2 separate regions of the Homo sapiens genome follow, and region 1 is linked to region 2. A link is an interaction called in ENCODE POLR2A ChIA-PET data of the cell type or tissue named here. Cell type or tissue: HepG2. All regions are shown on one strand. Links, peaks and the distances in the headings refer to the core of each region. The heading gives the core; the rest is flanking DNA. Region 1 has its middle 7.8 kb from the start of MIR3685. Region 2 holds the start of LOC107984545 (a long non-coding RNA gene).

Region 1 (5,380 bases), core at 218-5,217, 130 kb before region 2:
GCTCACGCCTGTAATACCAGCACTTTGGGAGGCTGAGGTGGGTGGATCATTTGAGGTCAGGAGTTCGAAATCAGCCTGGCCAACATGGTGAAACCCCACCTCTACTAAAAATTACAAAAATTAGCCAGGTGTGGTGGTGCATGCCTGTAATCCCAGCTACTCAGGAGGCTGAGGCAGGAGAATCGTTTGAACCTGGGAGGATGAGGTTGCAGTGAGCTGAGATTGCGCCACTGCACTCCAGCCAGAGCGACAGAGCAAGACTCTTTCTCAAAATAATAATAATGGTAATACCAAAGTCATGAACATAGGTTGGAGTACTGTGTCAGAACTCTGACATCCTTGGGGAATCTACATTTCAGAGGTTAGGAGACAAAAAGGAACTTGCAAAGGAGACTGAAAAGGAGCAGTTGGTGACAGAAGTGGTGGCCTAGAAGCTGAATAACATTTTGTTATAAAAGAGGCCATGACTAACATGTCAAAAGCTGCCATAACATCAAGAAAGGTGGGGCCATTTGTATATCTTTTTTGAATAAATGTCTGTTCAGGTCCTTTGCTTGTTTTTGAATTCAGTTGTTTATTTTTCTTGTTGTTGAGTTGTATAGTTCTTTACATATTCTGGATATTAATCTCTTATCAGATTTTGCAAATTCTCCCATTCTGTAGGTTGTGTTTCCACTATCTTGACAGTATTCTTTGATGCACAAATGTTTTTAATTTTGCGGAAGTCCAATTTATTTTTCTTTTGTTGCTGAGTTTCCTTATCTTTTTCAAACAGGACAATAATGCTATCTGATTCATAGGCTTGTTATGTTGATTAAATAAATTAATACATGTTAATACAGATAAAGGGATTGAGACAGAGCCTCCCACATAAGAAGAACTCCATAAATGTTAGCTATCATCCAGGCTAAACTTACAGTATAAAACCCAGTGGTCAGCAGTATAAAATTAGGACATGTGACACAGAAGCCAGAGGAGGAAGGGGTTTAAAGAAGCACATGATCAACAGCACAAATCTTGCAAAGATGATAAAAACAAGCAAACAAGCAAACTTAGACATGACACCTAAAAGTCAGACAGTGGTGTTCAGGTCAGACGCCAAATTATACTGGATGAAGAAATGTTGCTAGACCCTTTCTGATCTCCAGAGCCAGATCTCCTGCTGTTTCAGCTCTTAGGGTGCTACAAAATGAGACAATCTGTTGGACTTTGCTGAGACATAGCAGAGAGAACACTAGATTTAACTGGGTTAAAGTGTCTGGTCTTTTACCACTTGATCTCTGTGGTCACCTCCCATAGCTCCAGTTCTCTCACTTATTGAGAACAATTATTCCTATTTCACAAGGGCATTGACAGGTTACAGTGAAGAGTAAGCATAATAGTAAGTCATTAATTATTAAGATCAGTACATGGCTCCTTTCTGACTGCATGCCTTGTTCTGTTATTCCAACACTGTTGGAATGAACACTGTTGTTCTTCCAGCACACCAGGTCCCACCAGCCACAGGCACCTGTGAGGTGGGACATTCCCATTTTACAGATACTTGGCTTATAGGTTTGCAATAATAAAATGAGATTAATACACATCAAATGCTGGCAACAATATTGGCGGCAGTTTTATTCTCATGGAAAGTTCTTGCCTGATTTTTAGTAGTGCTTTTCTCTTCAGGTCCAATTTCTGGGCCACTGTATTCCTCATAGCTTGCGATGTTCACCAACTTACCCAACCTCAGTGTTGCCATAAGAAGCAAGTGCTTATATATTATCATTGAACGTATCAATGGAGCTTTTTGTTCCCTCTGCTTTGGTTGCAGATATGAGAACGCACATTAAGTGGGTTATGAGTGTTCTGTTTGAGGATTTCATCTACTGGTGAATAAACAAAACATGGTGCTCTTGCTGGGTTCCTACAGCTACCAAAGCAAAGATGTCTTCGGTAGAGTAACTATGTCCGGTCCTGATCACTTTCGCCCTTGCAAGCCACATTTCAGAGCAGGATGTAAGTCATGTTTATTTAGTCTGGTTTTTACCCTGTTGTCTGGTTCCTGTTTATTCTTTTTTTAAGGTTTACATTTATTTTCTCTTTCTTTTCCTTTTTTTTTTTTTTTTTTTACAAAGTCTCACTGTCACTTAGCCTGGAGTGCAGTGGCACAATCTCAGTTCACTGCAGCCTCAACCTTCCTGGGCTCAGGTGATCCTCCCACCTCAGCCTCCCAAGTAACTGGGACCACAGTCATGTGCCACCAGGCCCTGCTAATTTTTGTATTTTTTTGTAGAGATGGGGTTTCGCCATATTGCCCAGGCTGGTCTCAAACTCCTGGGCTCAAGCGATTTGCCTACCGCAGTCTCCCAAAATGCCAGGATTACAGACATGAGCCACCGCACCTGGCCTATATTTGTTTTTGATTTATTACATATTCTAAGATACCTTAGGAATGAATAGATTTTGAAAATAGAGTAGGAAATTCTATAGAGAATACCTGAATGGTTTAGAAAAGCCAAAAGCGCTATTATGATTTTATAATATTTTGTTTATTAATAATGTATGGTAACAAATAGAATATTTAATTCAACATGCATTTATGGAATGACCTTCCTTGTACTAGACATACATTCACAGACATGCTCACATACATGCATGGGAATCCTAATTACCACTTCAGGCAACATAACAATTCCCCTGTTCACATTTAGTTTAATCACAGGACCCCTAAAAGAAGTTAATCAAGGCCGGGCATGGTAGCTGAGACCTGTAATCCCAGCACTTTAGGAGGCTGAGGCGGGCAGATCACTTGAGGCCAGGAGTTCGAGACTAGCCTGGCCAACATGGTGAAACCCTGTCTCTACTAAAAATACAAAAGTCAGCCAGCCATGGTGGCGGGCGCCTGTAATCCCAGCTACTCAGGAAGCTGAGGCAGGAGAATCTCTTGAACCCAGTAGGCAGAGGTTGCAGTGAGCCGAGATTGCACCACTGCACTCCAGCCTGGGTGACAGAGTGAGACTCCATCTCAAAAAAACAAGAAGTTAATCAAGTGGGCAATTTATTTCTCTGTGTTGTTCCCTTACATATTAAAACTATTCAGCTCATTTCTTTGGAATCACTCCCCCATGCCGCCATCCTCAATGTTTAAATTCCTTATTACTCATCAGGTTAATGTGAGAATCCTATTGCAAAAGCACTGTGTAAACTGAAAAGGTTTTCTTTTTATCTGGTTGGGGGATCCAGTCTGGCCTACTTTATCTAGTTGACTGCAGTGAGAGGTTAAATGTTTAAACCCTACCAGTTACACCATTGTTCCAGGAATTGAATTGAATGGAATTAAAAGACTTTTCCAAACAACTCAAACCAAGCAAACACTCCCTGATTTGTTCTCTCAAACAAAATATATTAGCCTGTGGCGACTAAATATTGACCTAATGACTAAATGAAAGCAAACAGATTCTATAATGCTCTGAAGTACTCACCACTCAACCTCAGTGAAACTCAATGAAACTTCCCAAGAAGCTTCCAGAGAGCAACTCTTTCAGTTAAGTAGGGACTGGAAAAGGTGCATGTCTTTAAGTAGAGAGAGTAGAGACCTCGAAAACACTCCCCCCTGAGAATCCTAAAAGTCTCATTTATATAAAAACAAACAGGAGACAACTCCCCACCCTATCTACCTGTGTGATATCCTATTTTAAAAAATAGACCAGGGGCTCAACATTGCTAATGGACCCATTTAACCCCCCATTTCTACACACACACGCACACACACACACACACACACACACACACCATCCTCACTACATTTACCACCATCATCACTAGTCAAAGTCGTAAAGATTGAGCTCCATATGTGAGTGTGACGCCCATTCCCTCAAAATACTATCAGCCCTTAGTATCTAAGGTTCCACATTCATGGATTCAACAAACTGCAGATGGAAAATATTTGGAAAAAAAAGAACAATCAATAATAAGTAATAATACAAATAAAAATGCAATACAACTATTTACATGACATTTACATTGTGTTAGGTATTATAAGTAATCTAGAGATTATTTAAAGTATATGGGAGAATGTGTGTAGGCATATGCAAATACTATGCCATTTTATATCAGAGACTTGAGCATCCTCAGATTTTAGTATTCTTGGGGGTTTCTGGAAGCCCAGACTACACCACTATGCAATATAGGTATGCAAGAAATATGCACTTGTGCACCCTAAATATACAAAAATTTTTAAAAATTAAAAATGGCTACTAAACTAGGTTAACTTTTAAAGCACAGAGCCATTACAGCTGTCACATAAAGGATAAGGAACAGCTGTGCACTGGGAATTCCTGATCTTAAAATAACTATCATGGCCACCCCCAGTGGCTCATGCCTGTAATCCCAGCACTTTGGGAGGCAGATGTGGGCAGATCGCCTGAGGTCAGGAGTTCAAGACCAACCTGGCCAACATGGTGAAACCCCGTCTGTACTAAAATATAAAAATTAGCTGGGCGTGGTGGTGCATGCCTGCAATCCCAGCTACTCGGGAGCCTGAAGCAGGAGAATCGCTTGAACCTGGGAGGCAGCAGTTGCAGTAACCCAAGATCATGCTGCTGCACTCCAGCCTGGGTGACAGAGCTAGACTCTGTCTCAAAAAAAAAAAAAAAACTATCACGACATCAATGTCAATCAGATTTTCATACTTCCTTGGTAGGTACTGGTTTTTCTCTCAGTCTACGAAAAGCTTTTTCTTAAGGCTCCAAGTAGAAGACATGTAAGCCTCTGTTCAAACATGCCTCTAAAAGCAGAAACTGGAAATGGGACTACAGGGTGACTGGCTGCTCACATACCATGTTTGGCTGGTGGGATTTGGTGAGGGAAGTTACTAAGTATATCCACATTAAGAGAGGACTTCCATTTCCCTTCTCTCTGTGACCATCCAGCCCCCCTTTAACACTGTGACCATTCCCCAAAGCTCAGCATGATGAAATCTCTGTTTCTTACCAATAACTGACCCCTAAGTTCTTAAACTTGTTTTGATAACCACATCCCTGTTGACTTGCCATACAGTCACAGAAAAACCTCTCAATGCAGCTTTATAAGATAGGCCTCCTTGCCAAGGAGAACCTGCATTCTAATTCCTCAGATTCAAACCAGACATGCCCAAACCACCTGCTTCTAGATATTTGTACTGGTCTCCATGGTACCAGACTCACATACTTAGAGTGAACTTTGAAGAGTTCAAAGCCACACTGAAGGAGGTACTAGACTTGGAAAGAAAACAGAATGAAAAATTCAATTATTTGTAATTGTCTAATTATTAGTTGGTTTTCTTCAGATTAATTCTTTTTGTTTTGTTTTGTTTTGTTTTGTTTTGTTTTGTTTACAAACTCTGTTTTTTGAGACAGAG
Region 2 (5,380 bases), core at 205-5,204:
TGTGACAAAATTGTTGAAATTGTGAGCTGGTAAGCTGGACCATTATCAGTCTTAATTTTTGTGGGTTGCCCCATAAATGCAAAAGTTAAAAGAAGATGTTTAGTGACATATCGAGTAGACTCTCCAGGCAAAGCATGTGCACTAATTAAATGAGTGTTGGTATTGTGTCAGGAGTTGATTCCTGCTGGTGGGTTGGTGGTCTCACTGACTTCAAGAATGAAGCTGCGGACCTTCACGGTGAGTGTTACAGCTCTTAAAGGTGGCACAGACCCAAAGAGTAAGCAGCAGCAAGGTTTATCGCGTAGAACAAAAGAACAAAGCTTCCACACCATGGAAGGGAATCCAAGTGGATTACCACTGCTGGCTGGGGTAGCCAGCTTTATTCCCTTATTTGTCCCCTCCCATGTTCTGTTTCTGTCCCATCAGAGTGCCCTTTCTTCAATCCTCCCCGTGATTAGCTACTTTTAGACTCCTGCTGATTGGTGCATTTTACAGAGTGCTGATTGGTACGTTTTAAAAAGTGCTGATTGGTGCATTTTACAGAGCACTGATTGGTATATTTTACAATCCTCTTGCTAGCTACAGAGCACTGATTGGTGCGTTTTACAATCCTAGCTACAGAGTGCTGATTGGTGCATTTTACAATCCTCTTGTAAGACAGAAAAGTTCTCTAAGTCCCCACTCGACCCAGGAAGTCCAGCTGGCTTCACCTCTCAGTATCAATGGATACATGCACCTATCTTAGTTTCCTAAATTCAGAGATGTGTGTAACATCTGTTTGCCACAAATGATTAGCTTCTGATCCTCTAGGGTTAACACCTGTTGAAGGAGGGGACATCCCTGTGAGCTGGCAATCTGGGCACATTGTAGGATAATTTGTTTAGCCAGCCTCTGAGTAAGTTAAAATTGTTTAGGTAAGTTTCTCTAATTTTGGTGGAAAAATTGATGAGATTGGGTGGCTTGGTCTAGCAGTGATGTCATAACCTGAAGGTATGCTTGATCATTGCCATAAGCCAATGGGCCAGGCAGAGCTGTGGGCTCGAATGTGTGTAATAAAAATAGGATGTGTACATTGATCTAGCAATTACTGAAGTCGGAGAAAAAGAGTAAACAGGGCTGGCTCCAAAGTGGACTTAATTAAAGCTGTTTCAATGTTTTGTAATAAATTAAATGGAGTATGCAGAATCGCTAACTATATTTATGGGCTGAGTGGAAAACGTTTCTAAGGCCAAAATCAGAGCCCCAATCGTAGCTCTCTGAGTGCTAGTACATCCAAATAGAGTGATTGAATTGTGTGGTCTCCACCAGATTGCCGCTTTTCCATGTTTACCAGCCCTATCAGTCAACAGTGTTAAAGCATTAGGTATGGGGGACTGAACTATTTGTGTAGGTAAAACATTTACCAGACTTTTTGGGAATTATGAAAATAGGTAAATTCCAAGGGCTGGTAGTAGAATATTACCTGCAAAATGAATAACCTTGAAATTACGAAACTTTTTTTTCTACTGGGGAGCAAAGTTTGCTTTTAATTGCTCCTAAACTAACTCATGGGCCTTTTGTAATGTCTCTCCCTTTAGAGGTTACTGTTTTACTTAAATTGGTTTTTGAGAAAATCACGTTAAGGGTAGGAGAGAGATAACAGTTGCCATGATCAGAAAGAGGTTTTCCAAATTCTTACGTTTTACTTAAATCTTAGCAGAGAGTTATAATCTGGGACGTCCTTTGTATACAAGGGACACACAGAATTTTGTCCTGGGCCGCCTGCGAAGCTAGAGAGCTGAGAGGGCGGGCCCTGGGGCAGCGGCCACTTTCAGCTTGTGCTACTTCTTTCGCTTGTGCCGCCCCCTCCCACTGCCAAGGCGCGGCTGTCCCCGGCTGGGTGGACTCGCGCGCGCGCCTCCTGCCCCACCCCAGCAGGCTAACACTGGCGCACTGGGCCTGGCTCCCCGCTGCTACTGCCTCAGCGCAGGCCTAGTTCCCAGGAGGATCCGCCAGCTCAGTGTTTGGGAGCTTCCTTGATGCTGAGCCTTTCCTTCCCTCTACTGCTCGCTTGGCCGCGCAGCTCCAGCCTCTAATGCTTTTTCTTATTTCTTTATGTACCTGATTACCTCGTTAATGTTGCATTACCGGGCAGGCTAAAAGCTCTCCTTTTAATTCCGCCTGCTTAAGATAGGGACTGATAGCTGTAGCGTATCCCTGGTTTTTTTTTTTCTTATCTATTGGAGGAGGAGGCTCAGGTAAAGGGAGACTTTACTCCGTTTCCTCTTTGTTATTTCGGCCGGCCGGGTGATACTAGGGCCGAAAGAAGAGGAGGTGATAAGGCAGGTGACATTTCCTCCTCCTTCCCGTTTTTAGGCTCTTCTGTGGGTAACTGAGCCAGGGGTGCTCTAATTAAAGCCCATAACGTTATAGAGATTTTACTGGGACCTGTTGCCTTTGCGCATGATGTTGCTTAAGATTTCTCCCCACTTGTTCCAGAGTTCTACATCTTTCGTTTCTTCTTCTGGGAACCATGGTCTTGGGATTACAGCAGTTTGTATTATTATGTCCCTTAATTGAGCCTGCGAAACTGATGCTCCACTAGCCTTAAGCAACAGTGTTTTAACACTTCTATATACTGTTTCTGTTGAGCTGATAACTGTTGTCTCATAATGAAAACTCAGCTTGAACCAACTTCCCCAAGAACTTGGTAACCTCGAGTGGGCACCAACGACTTACTGATTACTCACTGACTTGACCGCGTGGTCCTTCTTCACCTTCTTTTTCGGGGGTCCATCGCGTTCTTCACACTTCCTTCACAGCTTGCCTCACAAGGGGCTCCAACTGTGGGGGGTCTGTTTCCGCAGACCGCTGACTTTCCTCACACGGGGCACCAATTGAGGTATTGCTCCTCACAAGAGGGCGTTAGCTGCGGGGGTCTGCCCACAGACCCTGACCCAAACGATGGATGAATAACATGTACATTGACACACAGATATTCTGTGTTGCCAGTCCTGCTGAGTGTCCGACCCACCTGCACACCAAGAGAGGTTTGTCACTGCGGCCGGCCTCAGCTGGGCAGGCTTGCATTAATTCATTAAAAATAGTTAACAAAAACTTGAGTCAACACCATTAGAGGGTAATTGACATTGTGGACTTCCTGAGTGAGAAGCATACATCAAAGGCTTAAGGCTTAAGACCACGTGAGTGAACAAGTTAACTAGATAACTTCCCCACATCCCGTTGTTGACTACTCTAATTTATTTAACTAAAGGTAATGGGACCAGGCCGCCTTCAGCCTGGTCTATTACCAAAGTCATACGAAAACCCTCAGGCCTTCCAAAAGGATTTTGTGGCTATCATAACTAATATTTTTCCAACTAGCCTGATCGAATCCCAACAGGACTCCATCTCAGGAAAAAAAAAGAAACTTGAAGGCCGGGTGCCGTGGCTCATGCTTGTAATTCCAACTCTTTGGGAGGCCAAGGTGGGAGGATTGCTTGAGGGGAGGAGTTCAAGACCATCCTGGACAATATAGCGAGACCCCAATCTCTACAAAAAGAGAGAGAAACTTGAACTGAGCACACGTAACTTTCTTGTTGCTCCCAGTGTGTCCAGAGTTGGTTCCTGCCAGTGGGTTCGTGGTCTTGCTGACTTCAAGAATGAAGCTTCGGACCTTTGCAGTGAGTGTTACAGCTCTTAAAGATGGCGTGGCCCCAAAAAGTGATTGGTAGCAAGATTTATTGTGAAGAGCAAAAGGACAAAGCTTCCACAGTATGGAAGGGGACCGGAGCGGGTTGCTGCTACTGGCTGGGGTGGCCAGCATTTATTCTGTTATTTGTCCCCTCCCATGTTCTGTTTCTGTCCTATCAGAGGGTGCTTTTTTCAGTCCTCCCCACGATTGGCTACTTTTAGAATCCTGCTGATTGGTGCATTTTACAGAGCGCTGATTGGTGCTTTTCACAGAGCACTGATTGGTGCATTTTACAAACCTCTTGTAAGACAGGAAAGTTCCTGATTGGTGCATTTTACAAACCTCTTGTAAGACAGGAAAGTTCATGGCCGGGCATGGTGGCTCACACCTGTAATCCCAACACTTTGGGAGGCTGAGGCGGGCGGATTACCTGAGGTCAGGAATTCGAGAACAGCCTGGCCAACATGGTGAAACCCCATCTCTAACTAAAAATACAAAAATTAGCTGGGCGTGGTGAAGGGTGCCTGTAATCCCAGCTACTTGGGAGCCTGAGGCAGGAGAATGGCTTGAACCCAGGAGGTGGAGGTTGCAGTGAGCCGAGTTTGCGCCACTGCACTCCAGCCTGGGGGACAGTGAGACTCTGTCTCAAAAAAAAAAAAAGAAAAAAAATGACAGGAAAGTTCCCGAAGTCCCCACTCGACCCAGGAAGTCCAGCTGGCCTCACCTCTCAATGCCCCCTCTAAACAGGACACCCCAACTGCTGTTGGGAAATGGGCAATGACCGCTCTAGCTACTTTCTGCTGGATAGGGGCAAAGAAGGGGCCCTGCAGTTGTAGTGTCCTCCAGAGGGGAACTCTCTAGGCCAGTCAAAGAGCCAGTGGGTCAGTACAGGGGTCCTTGGTAGAAGCTGTGAGTTGAGCTTATTTGGGGTTCCATTTGTCAGACCATCTATAGTTTGATGGCCTCAATCCTGGAGGAGACAAATTTTGACAAGGAGGTTAAAAATACGGGACCCAAGCAAGATGGCTGTCACGAGACCTAAAAAGGGGAGAAGCCATGTCGCCCAACTCCAGAGGTTGGTATAAGAGTTTGAAAGGCGTTGTCTGATTTCAGAAGCCTTTTCCTATAAACACTGGGCAGCGTCTCATACTATCCCTGACTGATTAGTGTAAAAACAACACTCTTCCCCTAAGAAGATGCAAAGTCCTCATTTCTCAGTAGTGAGGAGGTCTAGACCTCAGCGGTTTTGGAGAGTCACTGCTGCCAAAGAGTCTATTTGGGATTGTAGAGTAAGGATAGATTTTGTTATTTCTTGCCAACTGTCTGAGAAATCCTTTGAGAGTGTATGGTAGTAGGATAATGAAGTAGATAAACTGGCTATTCCAGTTCCTGTAGCTGTGGCCATTTCTAACCCTGTAAGTAAGGGTATTAGTTGTATGACCCTGTGCTGACAGACTAGAGCTTTGAGGGGCACTGATAGGGTCTGATTTCCTGGGACAATGTCAATGTTGGAACTTAGGAAGACTAAGGTGCAGGTGTCTGTCCAGTTGGTGGGGAGGCAGATATAGGTTGAAGTTCCACATAAGAAGAATATGCCTTGGCTGGGTAGACAGAAATGACTGTGTATGTTAAAAAGGTGTGTGAGTTTGTTGTTTTCATTTTCCCATACTCATAGAGTACTTGCCAAGGTAGCTCTGGTGAGCGGCT

What was found. Peaks named below come from ENCODE experiments on the same cell type or tissue, not always from the same donor. Only the 100,000 strongest peaks of a DNase experiment are listed, where the experiment ranks them.
Region 1: POLR2A ChIA-PET joins it to region 2 with 12 read pairs; 3 of 35 experiments call an interaction of 5 or more read pairs at or near these places.

The regions. Positions count from the first base shown.
Region 1 is chr12:95,315,004-95,320,383 of GRCh38, forward strand. No RefSeq gene overlaps it. Among named protein-coding and RNA genes, the nearest start is that of MIR3685, 7.8 kb to the left of the region's middle. In HepG2, for the core only: no CTCF peak of the experiment used is centred there; DNase peaks (open chromatin) are centred at 1,868 and 3,288; H3K27me3 peaks cover 1,545 bases.
Region 2 is chr12:95,444,773-95,450,152 of GRCh38, forward strand. LOC107984545 (a long non-coding RNA gene) reads right to left here and starts at 3,927. Exons shown (of 7, transcript XR_001749267.2): 1 at 2,719-3,927. In HepG2, for the core only: no CTCF peak of the experiment used is centred there; no DNase peak of the experiment used is centred there; H3K4me3 peaks cover 1,545 bases; H3K27me3 peaks cover 1,620 bases.